Linked DNA regions of Mus musculus: region 2 is linked to region 1. Evidence: chromatin loops called from intact Hi-C (ENCODE). Cell type or tissue: heart. All regions are shown on one strand.

Region 1 (8,000 bases):
CATGAGGTGGGCAGGGCGGCGCTTCACTTGCTCTAGGCTCTGGAACTGGCTGTTTTGATCTTCTGAGTTCTGGAGGGTGGGGACAAGGGAGCTGAGTGCCAAGGGGAAAGAAGGGACATCCAAGGCTTGCCCTACCCAGTTTCTTGCACCTCTCAATGGTTTCACGACAGGGAAATGGGGGTGGATGGGCCTATGCTACAACCCAGACAGTAAGGACAAGAAGTTGGGAAGAAGGGATAAGACTTGATGTTCCTGAGCCGGTCCTGAGAAGGGATGTGAGTCAAATGGGGGAGGGGTGGTGATAAACTGGGGTTAGAGTGAGATGGGTGGGACTACTGTAGACAGTTACACATGGGGTGAGAGATGATAATGTGAGCAGGGAGGACACATCCCAGGACGGAGAACTGGGTCCTTGGTGGACACTCTCCCACCCCACCCTGCTTACCGCCTCCAGCTCGTTCTCAAAATCCTCATCCTCCGCCCCGATGATGATGGACACCAGGCCAGACCGGGGAGGCCCTGGGGCCTGCAAGGGGACACATGGTTTCAATTCACAGGGCTCCCTACCTCACAGAGCACCAGACCTCCCTCACCTTGGCTCAGATCTTCTCCCCGCACTCACCGCCCCTCCGGCGACTTCTCCCATCTCCAGGACTCCGCCGGGCTGCGGAGAGGAGGAGCAGTTAGGGGTGGGGAGGAAGTGCCCGAGGCTGGGCAGTTACTCACAGATTCCTGGCCCAGGTGCGGAAGGTGAGTAAACACCCCCACCCCCCAGCCTCCTAAGCTCAATGGAGCCTCTGTGTGGCGACAAAGAGCTCTTCTCAGCCCAGCTGAGGCGGAGAGACCAAGCGGGGTGGGCGTGTGCTGGAGGCCAGGAGCATGGGTCCATGGGTGGGCTGGGTGGCTGTGGGTAAAACCACTAATTTGGGTCACTAAAGAAGGAAGGACCAGGGACCCAGAAGGCTGGCTAGCCCTCAAGGGGGAGGGACTTTGGCACAAGCAAAATTAAAAGCACAGCCCTTAGGAGAAGGTAGGAAGAGTAGGGGAAGGTGATACACTGTGATCTGTGGCGGGCCTGGGCCAGGATGTTGCCTCTGAACCCACCAGCCCCATTTCCTGTGACAGGAAATGTCAATGGTGAACCCCCAACCTCCAACGCCCTCTACACGAGAAAACAAAACCGAGTCCCTCTCTGTCAGACACACTGAGCTCTTGGGCCCCATGGTTCCCTACAGTTCCCAGCTTTGGTCCCTGAAAGATGATGGAGGAGGTGGGGCTCAGCAGCCTGCCCTCAGGGGCATGCTGCTCCCCTTCAATATGAATCCGGGACTCCACCTCTCCTCCCAGACCTACCTCATCCTTCCTATCACCTCTGCTGGCCCCTCCTCTGCCTCCCTATCTCTCCTCCCCCACCCCAGGACAGCTGTCCTTCCACAGCTGGTGTTGGTTCGGTCCAGCTCCACACTGCATCTCTATCCTCTCTCCCCATCCCATCTTCCCTCTACTCTCCCTTTTCATCAGCATCTTCCAGACCCTAATTAGTCTGACTAATGCTGTGTGGATCAGTGTCAGGAGGGAAGGAATGGTGGAAAGAGTGTGGGGTGGACCAGTAGGGGGCGGGTCCCCACACCCCAAAGCTATTTATAACTCTGGCTGCCCGAGACCCGCCCTTCTCCCTCTTCCAGGAGCCTCCTCCCTAGCACTCAATGAACCGTTGCTATGATTCTGATTTCTGCCAAAGATGCTTTCTGTAGTGTCCAGAAGTCATGGCCGGGGGTTCCACCAAGCAGGCATCATTTGTACTCTTCCTCAGAAGCTGGATCTGTCCACCATAAAAGCTCAGCTAATGTCAAGATGTGAACACTGGTGAGCGTTTAATAAATACACTTGCCAACAAAGTCAGCTTATGAGAAACAAGCCCATCTAGTGCGTAAGAACTGTTCTGGGTATATCAGCTCAGTTTTTGCTTTTCTTTTTTCTAGACAGGATCTCACTCTGTAGACTGGCCTCAAGCTTGCGGGCATCCCCCTGTCTTGGTCTCTTGAGTTCTAGTATTATTGGAGAGAAGCACTCTGTCTAGTCCCATCAACTGCAATACCTCCCCAACTACAAGCACTCATCCCCTGAGAAACAAGATGCCTTCAAAAACCACCCTTTCCAGCCAGCCAGACCTTCTAGGTTAGAAGCCATGATCACAGACCAGGAACTCCCATGCTCATCTCAGTTAGCAGGAAATATACTCACCTGACAGACCCCAAAGGAGCCAAGGAGGGCTTGGGGATGTAGCTCAATGACAGAATGCTTGTTTGTCCTTCCTTCCTTCTATTCTCTCTCTCTCTCTCTCTCTCTCTCTCTCTCTCTCTCTCTCTTTCTTAGACAGGAGACAGGGTTTATCTGTGTAGCCCTGACTATCCTGGAACTCTGCAGAGCAGGCCAGCCTTGAATCAAGAGAGTCACTTGTCTCCTCCTTCCCAATGCTGGGATCAAAGGCGTGTGCCACCATACTGGCCTGTACACATCATTCAGAGTGGCCCCCGTAACTCTCACGCTTAAATCTTTATTAACTCCCCCCCCCAAGAAAAGAGAAGCCAAGGGAGGTACGAAATTTTAACAAATTGTCACCAGAAGACCCTGACTCTCTTGTTCACAGTTCACATGCATTGCCTCCACACTCCCCATCACAGTAATAAGGAACAATGGCTGACACTCACGTGTTCTCAGTATGTGTCAGACACAGCAAAGACAGCACACACAGGCTTAGTTTCTATGCAGGGTTCAGGGTCTGTCTACAGATGTTAATGAATTTAATCCTCTTACTGACCCAATGAGGCCAGCATTATTTTGGTTTGTTTTAGGAGAGGAGGGTGTCACTATTATTCTTATTGCTGATTTACAGGAGGGGGAAATTGAGGCATGGCTTATGAGAGTCAGAGCCAGGATTCAGGTTCAGGCAGTCTGGTTCCACAGTTTAAACATTCAGCACACAACACTGCTACACACACACACACACACACACACACACACACACTTTGACCTTGGAATACTAAAATGTGCATCTATTCTGAGATACATCAGGTCTGATGGTGCCTGGAAAGGTCATGTGGCTGCCGTGACTTCTGCAGACACCCAGGATGGACCCAGCAGCTCCAGAAACCTGGGCTCAAAGAGGATTTGAAAAGTAGACATAGGTAAAGCTGGCAAAATGAAGCAACTGACAAAGTCCACTACTGTCCGGCAGAGGGAGCATTTTGCACTTGAGGCTCTGGAGGTGGGGTGGACAGGGGAAGTCAGGGCAGGTTTAGGTCTATGCAGTGTGTGTGTGTGTGTGTGTGTGTGTGTGTGTGTGTGTGTATGTGTGTGTGTGTGTGTGGGGGGGTCCTGAAGAAGTAAACACATAAAGGCGCCTGGGTCCTAAGGGCTCACATTCAACAAGCCTTTGGACTGGATTATTTAGGTCTCCAAGAACTTCTGGGAGCCTTGAAAAAAACTACGAGGGCCCTGGAATGTATACAACCCCACATTCTATTTGACATATAGTGGGCCTCAAGAATCCAGAGAGATGGTGATTCTAAAGGGAAAACTAATGGTTTATGGGACCTCGATAGTGGTGTGTGGTGGGTTCTGTAGGGCCCTGCCTTGATCTATGAGAAGCCTATGCTTATGTTAAAAGCCAGGTCTCCGTGAAAGGCTTCCTGAAACCTGGAAGGTATGTGAGCTCTTATTGACCTATGTAACGTGGCGGGTCTTCACGAGCCCTAAATCTTACGTGGGACGTGGCTGATCTACAACAGGCGCTCACTAATTCTGCAGCGGTGGTGGTGTGGGTGGCAGGGAAGACGTGTGGGGTCAGGTTTCACGGCAACCAAGGGCTGCCTATCTCACCTGTCGGATGGGAAGAGAAGCAAGCCACTGCAGCCTCAGGAACCGAAGCCTCCGCGCTCGAGCTCCAGGTTCCCCCACCCGTGCCGCAGAGTCGCTCTAGCCGAGCCAGAGGCCGCCTTTGCGTCCAGCTCCACTCCTCCCTCCGGCCGCTCTAGCCCGCCTCCTACCGCTCTCCGGCCTCGGCAACTCCACTCCTCCTGCCGGCGGGTATCGCAATACACGGCGCCACGCTGGCCCGATAGGGCCGCTCTGGTCTGCCTTGGAGGACCCTTGTTTCCGTATTTCGACTGCCCCTGTCACTCTCCTGGGCCCCGCCCCCTTAGCAGGAGTGGTGCATGGTTCCATTGCCTGGTTAGGGCTCAATCTCGGAGAAACTTCAAGTCGCTCAGGTCCTAAGCACCTATCGGGACCTCACATGAGCTCTACCTCCCCAACTCGGACCTATTAAATTCCAAATGCTTGTATACCCTCTGTCACCACTGTCAACTCCTCCCGCTGTAATTGGAAAGAAAAAACAAAACAAAAACAGAACCCCCTCACATAGATAGACACACACACACACACACACACACACACACACACACAAACAAAAGCATAAAACACTCATGCGCTCGAGCATATATTTTCTTCTGATAGACTAACCTGCAAAATGCAATGACTTCCCTTTAGGCCTCAGTCTTCCCATCTGTTCAATGAGGATATGTTTCCGGTTCTCTCCCCTACAGCCATCTCCCAGAGTATAATTAATACCACAGAGAGGGTAAGGAAAAAAGCTTTCTGAGACGTGTTTAACGCTCTGTAAGTCTCGGCTTTAAAATGTACTGCAGAGATATTTGTTTATTTTAGGGAGCTCTAATCAAGCATCCATGATCGCAGGGACAGCTCTTTACAGGAAACAGCTTTGAGTTCAAGTCCCAGATGCTCTGTCCCTACGACAAGGCAGTCCGACTCCCTGGGCCTCAGTTTCCCTGCTGATAAATGAGTGTTATCGTTCTTCGCTGGGAGCCTGGATCTCTACCTACTTGTGCTCTCGACAAGTGCTCTCTCTCTCTCTCTCTCTCTCTCTCTGTTTTGTTTTGTTTTTTTTTTTTTTTTTCTTTTGAGGCAGGTTCATGCTAGGTCGCCCAAGCTAACCTCGAACTCATGGCAATCCTCCTGTCTCTGCTTCCCAACTCCTGGGATGACAGGCGGGCGCCAACGCGCCGGGTTTTCTCTTTGCTCTCTTTGACAGATGAGAAAACCGAGGCCAGAGAAAGGCGGCTGCAGGTTCACTGGGCGCACCCTGGGAGGCCCTCCGCGCCCGGTCCCCTCCCTGCTCCTCCCTGCGGCGGCTGGAGGAGGAGGCCGGGCGGGGCCAGGGACAGTGTACCTGGTGTCCGCGCGGGGAGGTGACCGGCGAGGCGCCCGAGGTCGGGCTCGGGGATCCCGGGCCCGGTGTCCCGACTCCGGCTTCCTGGCTCTGGCGGGCAGGAAGTCGGGGCGTTTTTCCGGAGCCCCCGCCCGCCGCCCCTCCCCGCTTCCTGCCCGCGCCCCGTGCCCGCCCGGCACCTCGGCTTCCTTCCCCTTCTCGCCGCCCGCGCGGCTCCTCCTTTCCCCGCGGGCGCGTCCCCACCCGGCCCCGCCCGGCTCCCCTTCGCCTTTGTCCGCCTCCGCCGCCCTCCCTGCTGTTGCCCAGCTCCTGCCCTGGCCCTTACTCTCTCTTTCTCTTAGTTTGCGACAAGGGCTCCCTATGTAGCCCTGGCTGGCCTCGAACTTGTTGTGTAAGGCGGGCTGGATTCGAACTCAGGTGTCTCTGCTTCTGGAGTAGAGAGATTAAAGCTAAAGGTGCGCGCCACCACCCTGATCTCTTTTTCGAAGCTCGAAGGCCTTCCTGCCCACAAGGTCAGGGGCCCATCCAGGCACTCCTTGCTTTCTGGCCTCTGTTGCTTCTCCCTGCTGCAGCTCCTCTGTGCCTTGATCACGCTGGGCCCATTTCTTGCTGTTGGCTGTCTCTCTCATGCTCTGAGATTTCAGGCTTTGTCCTTTCCTCAACTGTTATTATCAGGCCAGCCAGTTTGTGTCTGCTTCTTCCTTTGGCTATTTATCTCTGCATCCTTGTCTCTGGGGATCCCACTGAGTCTCCTCTTGGCCTCCTGTCTTTTAACAACCTGAGTCTGCTCTTCCCATCCCAATGACTGTCACACCACTCTAGCTCTCTCTGTCATCCCCCTCCCCCCGGTTCTTGACAGAAACTCTCCAAATCTGCCTTATGCAAGTGAACCCATGAGGGAATTAGGCCCCACTCCAGAAAATAATATCTTGTGTTCTCAGAGTTTAAATATAGGTAAAAATTTGGTAACACCCGGGCTGGTTCCCCCTTGCTTTGGGACATGAGGAGGGTGAGGCCCTATAAGGGAGATAAACCAGCATTTCAATTGGGGTGGGGACTTCCCCAAGAGACTTCCTGTTATTTTGGGGGGAGGGGGTTGGGGAAGACAGACAGCAAGAACTGTCTGGTCCCAGATCTCAGAAGTGGTCAGGTGAGAACTTGAACCTAGAATCCTGGGTCTGAGGGGGGAGGGGACTTGGGTTTTCTGCTCCTGGTTCCCTGGCAGTGTTGAGGAGCAGTCTACATGAGATCCATGACTCCTGCCAAGGGCTGCTTTGGGAAGGATTTATTATCACTTAAGTGGCCATGACAGATCTGGGAGGAGGGGGGGTGACACTAACGAGGCTGCTGTAATCAGCTCCCCTAGAGGCAGCGATTAAGGGCTCATTACCCACTAGAGAGGGAGCTGGACTTGGGGAAGGACAAGATTAGGTGGGAGAATAGGGTGGGGCAGCCTGGAGGCAAGGGTAGGCCACTCGAGTGGCTGGAGCAAGCACTGGGAAGGGGGGACTCCAGGGGAAGAGTGGGGAGGCAGGGATGCTGGAGTCAGACATATGGCAGGCAGGGAAGGGTGGGACATGTCAGTCATGGCTTTTCCAGCTGGGCATCTCCAATGTGGAGGTTGCCCACATCCTGGTAGGTGCCCTGGAGTCCCCTGGAGATGTCCTCATACATAGAACAGTCATCAAGGTTCAGGCCCTGCAGGGGTCAGAGAGGAGACATCAGTACCCTGACAGCTGGAGCCCCAGCGTCCAGTCAACTCCAGGGTGAGACTCAAGGCAGACACCACACCCCATGCACCCGACGCCTGCTGCAAACAGTGCTTACCTCATAGAGATTTTCATCTTCATAGTCATCTGGCATGTCCACCCCAAACTTCTCATTTTGCCACCGTTTCTACAGAAGGGGATGAAGTAGAAGCGACGTTTAGCAAGGAGGGAGGTGAAGGGTTTTTAGACTGTCTCCTACTAGCAAGTGCTTTATCAGAAAGAGTGAGGGATACTGTGCTCCCCACCATCAAGGCAGATCCCACCATCAGGATCTTGGCAGATTCTAGTCTCTGCCCCTCTCCTCTCTTTCTTTTTATGGGCCTCAAACTTTAAGCAATCTCCCTGTCTCAAGTGGACTGCTGCACCTCCCTGCCACTCCACTGATGCTCTGAGGATCTCTATCTAGCAAGAACTACCTGGGAACTCAGTACGTGGACCAGGCTGGCCTTGGCTCCCGAGAGATCCGCCTGCCTCTGCCTCCTGAGTGCTGCTAGGGTCAAAGCTGTGCACCACCATGCTAGCTCTCTACTGCTCCTCAATGACAAGCAGAACGGCGAGCAGGGAGTGAGTGGTGCTGGACATCTGTAATTCCAGTGCTTGGCAAACTGAGGCAGGAGGATTGGGAATTCCAGACCAATATGATCTATAGAGTGAGTTCTAGCCCAGCCTGAATTACATAGCAAAATGCTGTCTAACCCTCCCCACAAAAACAAAACAAAACACAAAACAAAAATTAAAACAAACAAAAATAAAACTGGTGGTGCCACCTGCCTGTAATTTCAGTGCTTGGAAGGTAAAGAGGAATCAGGCCAGCCATGGTGATATAGCAAGTTTGAGGCTAGCCTAGACTAATATCTAGCTTTAAAAAAATAAAATAAAATAAAGTAAAATAAAAACTGAAAGCAAAGAAAGTCCAGATGATAGCTCAAGCTGGTAAGTGTATTGCCATGCAAACCTGAGGATATGAATTTGGTGTGCGG
Region 2 (8,000 bases), 320 kb before region 1:
TGGTGGGCAAGGAGCTCGCTGGGAGAGAGGATGAGCTGGCTGCATTCACCACACTGGAAGGGTCCTTCCCCAGTGCTAGGCACTAGCTCAGGCTCCAGGCCTGCATCCTGGGTGGTCAGAGTCTCCTCCTCTGACATGGTGAGCAGGTGTTGTTCCTGGTGGGAGAGGACTTCCTCCAGGGTGTTGTAGAGGCTGCCACACTCCGAGCACATGAACTGGTGGTGCTGGAAGAAGAGGGACGAGGCAAGGGCCTCTCCAGAGGTCATCTCAGTCACTGCTGTCGCCATCTCTGCCAGCTCTCCTGACACAGCCGTTGAGATTTCCACTGCTCCTGATGATTGTGTTGGTATCTCAGCTGCCTCTGCCACCATCTCTGCCATTATGGGGAAGGCAGTGCCTGGAGAAAGAAGGGCAGAAGCCAGTGGCACACCAGGAACCCAAGGGGAGTGTAGGATGTCTCAGGTGTTCCCTAGCTCATTCCACTACTCACCAGTCTGTCAGTCAAGTTGTAGCTAAAGGTTTATGCCTCAGCCTTTCATGGTCTCACGTCTCTGAGTCTGTCGTAGCCACTATAGTCAGGTATCTGTAAGACAGTATGGACACCCTGCAGCCTGGCCTCTAACTCTGCCCTCTCAGAAGCCCACACACAAACATTCCCATTCCCTCTCCGTCTCTGAGCTTTCTGGCCCCTCAGCCTTTACCCATGCAAGTTCCTCTGTGTAACACCTTTCCTCCGCTCCTGTAGCCCCACAGCAAAGCATTTAAGGGAACAGCGGGGACTAGACTTCCCTCAGCTTGAGTCTGAGCTCTCCCACTTTACCTCCTCTCCCTTGAGATCAATTTTCTCACCGGTAAAATGGAACTAAAGTCAGACTGACCACAAGGCCTACGGCAGGCCAGGCACTTGGTTAACAAACACCAATGCTTGGGTTTGTTTGCAACCTAGGCTGGCCTCAAACTCACTGGGCAATAGAGGGTAGCTTTAGAGCGACCCTGCCTCAGCCTCCCCAGCAGTGGGATTCTGTATGTGTACTTCCACACTTAGCCCCAGGGATACAAAACTCTCCAACCTGACAGTCCAAGTCCTAGGCTTTTAGTCTGGTCTCAACCTAATCCAACCCCTTTCACACAACAGGAGCCTACAGTCCATTCCATGAACCCACCTTAAGCCTTCTGCTCCAAGACCTACAATTTAAGGAGATTTTATTTACTGTTATACTTTTTTTTTAATTGCGGGGGGTGGGGGGCTGGGGGGGAGCATGTGTGTGGAGTGAGATAACAATTTGCAGGATCTGGTTCTCCCACCATGGGGCTCTGGCGTCAAACTCAGGTCATCAGGCTCAGTGCCAATTGCTTTTACCCACTGAGCCACCTTATAGCCCTACCGCCACCATTTTTTGTCATTGTTTATGTTACTGTGTGCCTGCATGCATGAACACACGTCATGGCATACATGTAGCATACAGAGGACAACTTCATGGCATTCGGAGCCCATTCTTTCCTCCCAATGGTATATGGGTTCTGAGAATTGAACTGGGGTCATCAGGGCTGCAAGGCACACGCCTTTACCTCCTGGGCCAGCAAGATGGCCCGTTTTTGTTGTTGCTGTTGTTTGAGACAGATTTTCTCTGTGTGGCCCTGGACTGTCCTGGAACTCAGATCTGTAGACTGGGCTGGCCTTGAACTCACAGAGATTCACCAGCCTCTGCCTCCCAAGTGCTGGGGTTAGAGTTGTGCGCCGCCACTGCCTTGCTGGTTCTGTTTTGTAGAGACAGTCTATGTACAAAGGCTGGCCTTGACCTCACTCAGTATGTACACGGGGACGTCTGGTTCTCAGCCTTGTTTCTTCTGCCTCCCAAGTGCCATCGGCCACTTTCCTTACCTCTTTACTTGTGCTCATGCCAGGAGCATGGAGACTTTAGCTGGTAGCCCTGGCATACAGGCTGCTCATGTACTGCTCCCAGAGGGCAGGGATCTTAGCCTCTTCACCACCGAGGTGTTTCCAGTGCCAAGAAAGGTGCCCAGCACACAGTAAATACACAGACTCATTCAGTGACGAGTTAAGGCTCCCTATAGACGATGTCCTGGGACCTTAACCATCTCTGTGCACACTACATGTCTACCCATTTTATGCATTTCCATGATACATAGCCCAGTACAAGGCCCTGTTATTAGTTGATGACCAATAAACCATTTGCAGATAAATGACTTGCTAAATGCTCAGGAACCAAACTTTCCTTATCTACCAATTCCAAATACCCCATTAAGTGCGCTCTGTTTTGAAGCATCTCATCTTGTAACCCTGGCCTATCTGGAACTCACTATGTAGGGCAGACTGGCCTCAAACTCACAGAAATCTACCAGCTTCTCCCTCCCCAGTGCTGACATTGAAAGCGGGTGCCACTACACCTGCCTGGCTCCTCATTAAGTCCGAACCAGTCCATAAAGGATTTTCTTAGAAACAATCAAATGGGCTGGGGGTGGGGGAGGTTAGCATTCTGCCTTAGTTACAGCCTCACTGCCAAGACAGAACTCCCCTGGCTTGGATCAGAGCATGCTACATGGCTTGTAGCAGGTAAGGAGCGGATGCCCAAACTTTACAAAGTATGGATGAGCTCATACACAGAAAAACATGGTGCACAGGACCCAATCCTATGTGCTCTCTGAATTTCATCCAACTCAATCCTTCCAAAACTCACTTAACTTGCACACAATCCTAATAACACTGTCCTTCTAGAAAGTAGCACAGGTATCCCGAAATGGACACTTTTCCGCCTGCATTCTTTTCCCTCCCAGTCCTACACCGTGTCAGGGGGTAGGTGGAATTCAGCTAATACCTCTGTATACGGAAAGGAGATCTAAGCACCTACACCAGGGGCCTGAAAGTTCAACTTTCCCGCTACACTGCTTTTTTCCCTCCTACCAGATTCCTCTTCTCTGCAGCGTGAGAGCCCCCTGCAGGGGTGGGGTGTGCAAGCGAGCTCAAGCTGAGGCCAGCACAAGCAGGGGATCCAACGACGCCTCTAGGGCACACAGGAAGGAGCTGTCGATCATCCCGCGCTGCTCCAGCCCCAAGCGCAGGCCCCAAGGCTCTCCGACCCTGAGCGTACCCTTCCCTCTTCCTCCACTCTCTCCTTACACCCAGCGCTCTCTTCCCCGCCCGCCCTGCGGCGCCCTCACCCATCTCTCTTACCTCCAAGCAGCCCCTGCCGCTCTTGACACAGACCCTCCACTCCAGTAGTGTAGGACCCTTCACTATCCACGCCTCCCATTGGGCGGTGCTCTCAGGAGAGGCAGCCAATCAGAGCTGGTAGCGCAGGGCACGCGCCCTCGCGCCTGCGTGTTGGGAGTCAGGCGGGGCTCCGCGAGTTTCTCCACGCAGACACCAGTGCCCTGGAGGCGGTGTCCGGGACCAGGAGAGGCGCCTGCGCAGTTCTCCGGGGCCGCTCCTTTCCTGCTGTTTGAAAATTCAGCGGAGAAAAGTGTGCATCCTTATAGAGCGAGGTCGCACAAATGAACGTGGCGGTGCGAGACTTTGACAGGTGTTATCTCGTAGCAGAAGAGACTGAGCGTTTCTGACAGCGTAACTAAAAAGCCAGACACACTTGTACTTTTCCTGCGCCGCCTCAGTTTTTGCTTACGTGCAAAGTGGACTGGAATCGCATCTCCTGAAAGGTTGTTGAAGGCATTGAATTTTGTCATACACATAAAAATGTTCGGCTCGGGGCCTGATACACCGTAGTACTCACTATAGCCCACCCATCATAGAAGCTTTACCGTTTATAAATAGCTTTCCCCTTCCTCCCATTCTTTGTCTGATTCAATGATATTCACACAGAGAGCCCATACCGTGGACTCCACTGCCATCCGTTTCACAGGTGGAAAAGCTAAGGCCCAGAAAAGGGAAACAAACAGCCAGCATTGAGCCAGAGCCTCCCGCCCCTTAGGGAGACAATTCCGGGGGTGGAAACCAGTCCTAGAAGAGACCTGTCTTAGGCACGTGCTGGCCCTGACCTTGAGTCACCTAAGTGGGGGAGGAGGAGCGACCGTCACGCTCAAGGCCTCGTGTAGGGGACATGAAGACACCCTAGCCTCCACTTCTGTGACAGGATTGCTCTCATAGGTGCAGGTTAGGAGGGGCATCTGGGTGGCTCCAAGACTCAAGAGGGCTCAGAAGCGATTGTACAAAGGCTGTTCTAACCGTGGGTGTGGTGTCTATGATAGGAGGTGCTGATGGACGTCTTCGGAATGTGCTGCACACAGGGGGTGGCAAGGTCTATTGAGATTTGGGAAGAGGTATCATTCTGCTGCTTGCGACTGGAGAATTTATAAATTGGGGCTGGGGAGCTGTATGAGCAAGAATTTCCATGTAGGATCTGAGACAGCAGAGTTGAGTTGTAGGTTTCTGGTTGCCACCAGAATGGGGCATACTGTATTACAAGTCCTGATTATGAGCCTTGAGCGCTCCAGGGAGTCGGGACCCTCGTGACTGGTTTACTTTGCGCTGACAGCTGTTGGCACTGGTCATGTGGGTGTCTAGGACGTGATCAGGAGGAAGAGGTAGTCTGTGGGATGAGTAATTCCACCAGGTCGTGTCATAGGATTCAGGGGACACACACCGAGCCTGAAACCACCATCAAGAGCAAGACACAGCGAGGTTTTGCTCTTGCGCAAGCGCAGCAAGGGAGAGTCCGGACGCTTGGGTTAGGGGCGGATCTGGAGTCCTGGAAGGGGTGGAGCTTGAGGTCTGATTCTGCGCTTGCGCTGTAGGGGCGTGGCGGTCGCACCTGCGCGAGTTGGGCGAAAGAGGAGGAGCGAGGTGACGCAGGCGTAATAATAGAGAAGGTGCCAGAAAGATCCAAAACAAGTGGCTGCGGCCGTCGCCCAGAAGTCATCGGACGCTGGAATCTGGTGAGGATAAGAGAGGCCTAAAGGTGACTGGTGAAGGGTAGCTGGAACCACTTGGGTGCTCGGGTGAGGGCAGGATCGATCGCCCTTTCAGGGAGGGGGGGTCGGATTCAGACAGTACCACCTGTGTGGCGCTCAGGGTTGTCTTGGTCGGTCCCACTTGCAGGGGGCCGAGGGTCACTTTTGAAAGGTATCACTTGAGTGGGATGTTGGAGCTAGCAGGAAGGTACTAGTGGACAGAACCCGAGGGCTATGACCGGACATTTGCCATCCGAAGTCACCGGGCAGTGGACAAGGTGCCCTGCAATGGGCCATGTAGCTCATTCGAGCTGGTCGTCTAGGTCAGTCGGTGGCAAGTTCGAAACGTACTACTCAGAAAAGGGCATCTGGGCTTGGTCCTCCCGACAGTGATGTGGACCGGTGGGGTCTAGCGTTCGACCTGTTACTATGGGATCTCGGGCGATACCATTCCTGTCCGTGGGAGGGAGAGAGGTTGAGACCGTTGAGGGTGTGGGGGGCGACTCTGCCCGGAGACACCTTGCGGGGCCCACGCTCTGGCCTCTGTGGGCTTTGAGCCACTGTGTCGCTGACCACGACCTCCTCCCCGCCGTGTGGGTTCTAGGCCCTGGTTCTGAGCTTGTTCCGCACCCCTCCCCTGGGAATGGCGTTGTCCGGGTCGACCCCGGCCCCGAGCTGGGAGGAGGATGAGTGTTTGGATTACTACGGCATGCTGTCGCTTCACCGTATGTTCGAGGTAGTGGGCGGGCAGCTGACCGAGTGCGAACTGGAGCTCCTGGCCTTCCTGCTGGATGAGGCCCCCGGCGCCCCCGGCGGCCTGGCCCGCGCCCGCAGCGGCCTGGAGCTGCTTCTGGAGCTGGAACGCCGCGGGCAGTGCGACGAGAGCAACCTGCGGCTGCTGAGCCAACTCCTGCGCGTGCTAGCCCGTCACGACCTCCTGCCACATCTGGCGCGCAAGCGGCGCCGGCCAGGTAGGGTTTGAATAGGAAGTTGCAGAAACACCTTGCTCCCTCTGGGCCCCTGTACTTCCCTGATAAGGATATACAGTCTCCCCTATTTCACAGCGAGAAACTCAACAGTGAGAGGGTATGGCTTAGGTAGAAGTGAGCTTGTGGGATTCGGCCATATCAGTAATGATTGTGGCCACTGTTTGTGGAACTTTTTATGCCAGGAAGAGACAAACCTTTCATAGGAAAGGTTTCATAGGCACTGTCACCTGACAGCCCTCCCCCGCCCCCAGGGAAAACAACAGGTTCAGAGACGCTGGGTACCTTGCAGCATGTGAGGCTACAGAGAAGTTACAGCCAAGATGCCAACTCCACGAAACTTGTATTAGTGGAGAAGTCAATTAATAGTAAATAAGGAACTTAGCTTTGGATATGGTCGTAGAGAGGGATAGAGTACCCCCAGAATGAGGAGAGGTAACAACAAAGGAATACTTTCCTAAGAAGGTGGCGTTTGAAATGGGGTGGGGGGCATGAAAATGTGTCACACGCAAAGTATATGTAGCAAGGATTCAAACCTGCCTGGCCTGTCTCCAGGGTTGAGGCCCTTGATTCTGGGGTACAAAGGGAGGAGCTAGGAGGGGAGGAGTCAGGTGCCAGGAGCCTGTAGGTGTGCTGTTGGGCTCTTTCTTGAGAGATACAGTGCAGAGGTTGGGAAGGGGGGAATTATGAGTTTTTCTGTCCCACAATAAGCCTGTGGGATTTGTGTAAGCAGAGGGGCACCTCTAGGAATAGGCTGTCTGCTTTTAGAAAAAATACTGTCTTGAGTGTCACCCTCAAGAAGCAGAGAGCCCTGCTTATATATCATGGGGCTCCAGAGTGAGCTGGAGATGGGGGCAAGTGCTATTACAGGGACCTGGGCTACTGAAAGAGGAACCCTGGCAGCTGGAGCTGTTGACACGGGTTGAACCGCCCCATGAGTACTCTGTCCTGGGAGGCCTTTGAACAACCTCTGGGCGGGAGGTGCTTGAGGAAGCGTGGGTATTTGGGTGTGACCTCTGAGCGGCTGGGTCAGGCATCCCGTGGCTGGGCACTCTTCCTAGGATGCGGGGCTGAGAGGTGAGGAAGCCGAGATAGCTTCTTCCATTCTCTTTCCCCAGTGTCCCCTGAGCGATACAGCTATGGCAATCCCAGCTCTTCTTCCAAGAGGACAGAGGACAGTTGCCGGCGTCGGCGACAGGCGAGCAGTTCTTCGGACTCTCCTCAGAGTCAGTGGGACACAGGTGAGTCTGTCCTGTGACTAATGTCCTACATCCTGGTCCATCAAGGAAATGGCCCGAAGGGTTTTGTATTTTGCGGTGTGCCTGTGTTTATTATTGCTATCGGAGGAAGGAAAAGCATGTGTCCTGAAGCAACAGGGTTGTGTCACAGGGACTCATTCAGATAGCATCAGGCTGCCTGTGACCCAGCAGTCATGGCTGGATATATTGCTAAGGCTTATTTTATGATGGATGCCTTTAACTTGTTAAATTATTGTATTCTAGTCAGTGTATACACACATGCACATCCCTATTTTTTTGTTTGTTTGTTTGTTTGTTTGTTTTTCAAAACAGGGTTTCTCTGTATAGCCCTGGCTGACCTGGAACTCACTCTGTAGACCAGGCTGGCCTTGAACTCAGAAATCCACCTGCCTCTGCCTTCTGAGTGCTGGGATTAAAGGCGTGTGCTGTCACTGCCCGGCCACATCCCTGAATTTTTTTTTATTTTTATTTTTTTATTTTTTTAAGAAAGAGCAGAAGGAAGGAAGGAGAGAGAGAGAGCGAGCACAATTTTTTTTTTTTTTTTTTTTTTTTTTTTTTGGTTTTTCAAGACAGGGTTTCTCTGTATAGCTCTGGCTGTCCTGGAACTCACTTTGTAGACCAGGCTGGCCTGGAACTCAGAAATCCGCCTGCCTGTGCCTCCCAAGTGCTGGGATTAAAGGCGTGCTTCACCACGCCCGGCTCGAGTGCAATTTTTTAAAAGATTTATTTTATATATATAAGTAAACTCAGGACCTCTGGAAGAGCAGTCAGTGCTCTTAACCGCTGAGCCATCTCTCCACCCCCTACCCCCCACCCCCTGATTTTTAAT

What was found. Hi-C counts contacts between places; a loop is a spot of excess contacts. Peaks named below come from ENCODE experiments on the same cell type or tissue, not always from the same donor. Only the 100,000 strongest peaks of a DNase experiment are listed, where the experiment ranks them.
Region 2: a loop joins it to region 1, with 2.5 times the contacts of the local background. A loop is called at or near these places in 1 of 42 quality-filtered maps.

What each region holds. Positions count from the first base shown.
Region 1 is chr7:24,900,380-24,908,379 of GRCm38, reverse strand. It overlaps Cd79a (CD79A antigen (immunoglobulin-associated alpha)), which reads right to left. Exons shown (of 5, transcript NM_007655.4): 4 at 7,079-7,147; 5 at 6,522-6,949. The coding sequence ends at 6,836. It overlaps Arhgef1 (Rho guanine nucleotide exchange factor (GEF) 1), which reads right to left and starts at 5,394. Exons shown (of 30, transcript NM_001130151.1): 1 at 5,252-5,394; 2 at 623-664; 3 at 446-526; 4 at 1-69. The coding sequence starts at 646. In heart, CTCF peaks have their summits at 3,212 and 4,074; DNase peaks (open chromatin) are centred at 3,228, 4,059, 5,289, 6,309 and 1 weaker place; H3K4me3 peaks cover 3,938 bases; H3K27ac peaks cover 4,917 bases.
Region 2 is chr7:25,216,698-25,224,697 of GRCm38, reverse strand. Dedd2 (death effector domain-containing DNA binding protein 2) reads left to right here and starts at 4,839. Exons shown (of 5, transcript NM_207677.3): 1 at 4,839-4,934; 2 at 5,531-5,897; 3 at 7,031-7,153. The coding sequence starts at 5,570. Zfp526 (zinc finger protein 526) reads right to left here and starts at 3,273. Exons shown (of 3, transcript NM_175436.5): 1 at 3,194-3,273; 2 at 491-583; 3 at 1-397. The coding sequence starts at 380. It overlaps Mir7048 (microRNA 7048), which reads left to right and starts at 6,973; the gene lies at 6,973-7,030. In heart, a CTCF peak has its summit at 5,718; DNase peaks (open chromatin) are centred at 3,327, 4,027, 4,737, 5,527 and 1 weaker place; H3K4me3 peaks cover 5,032 bases; H3K27ac peaks cover 3,785 bases.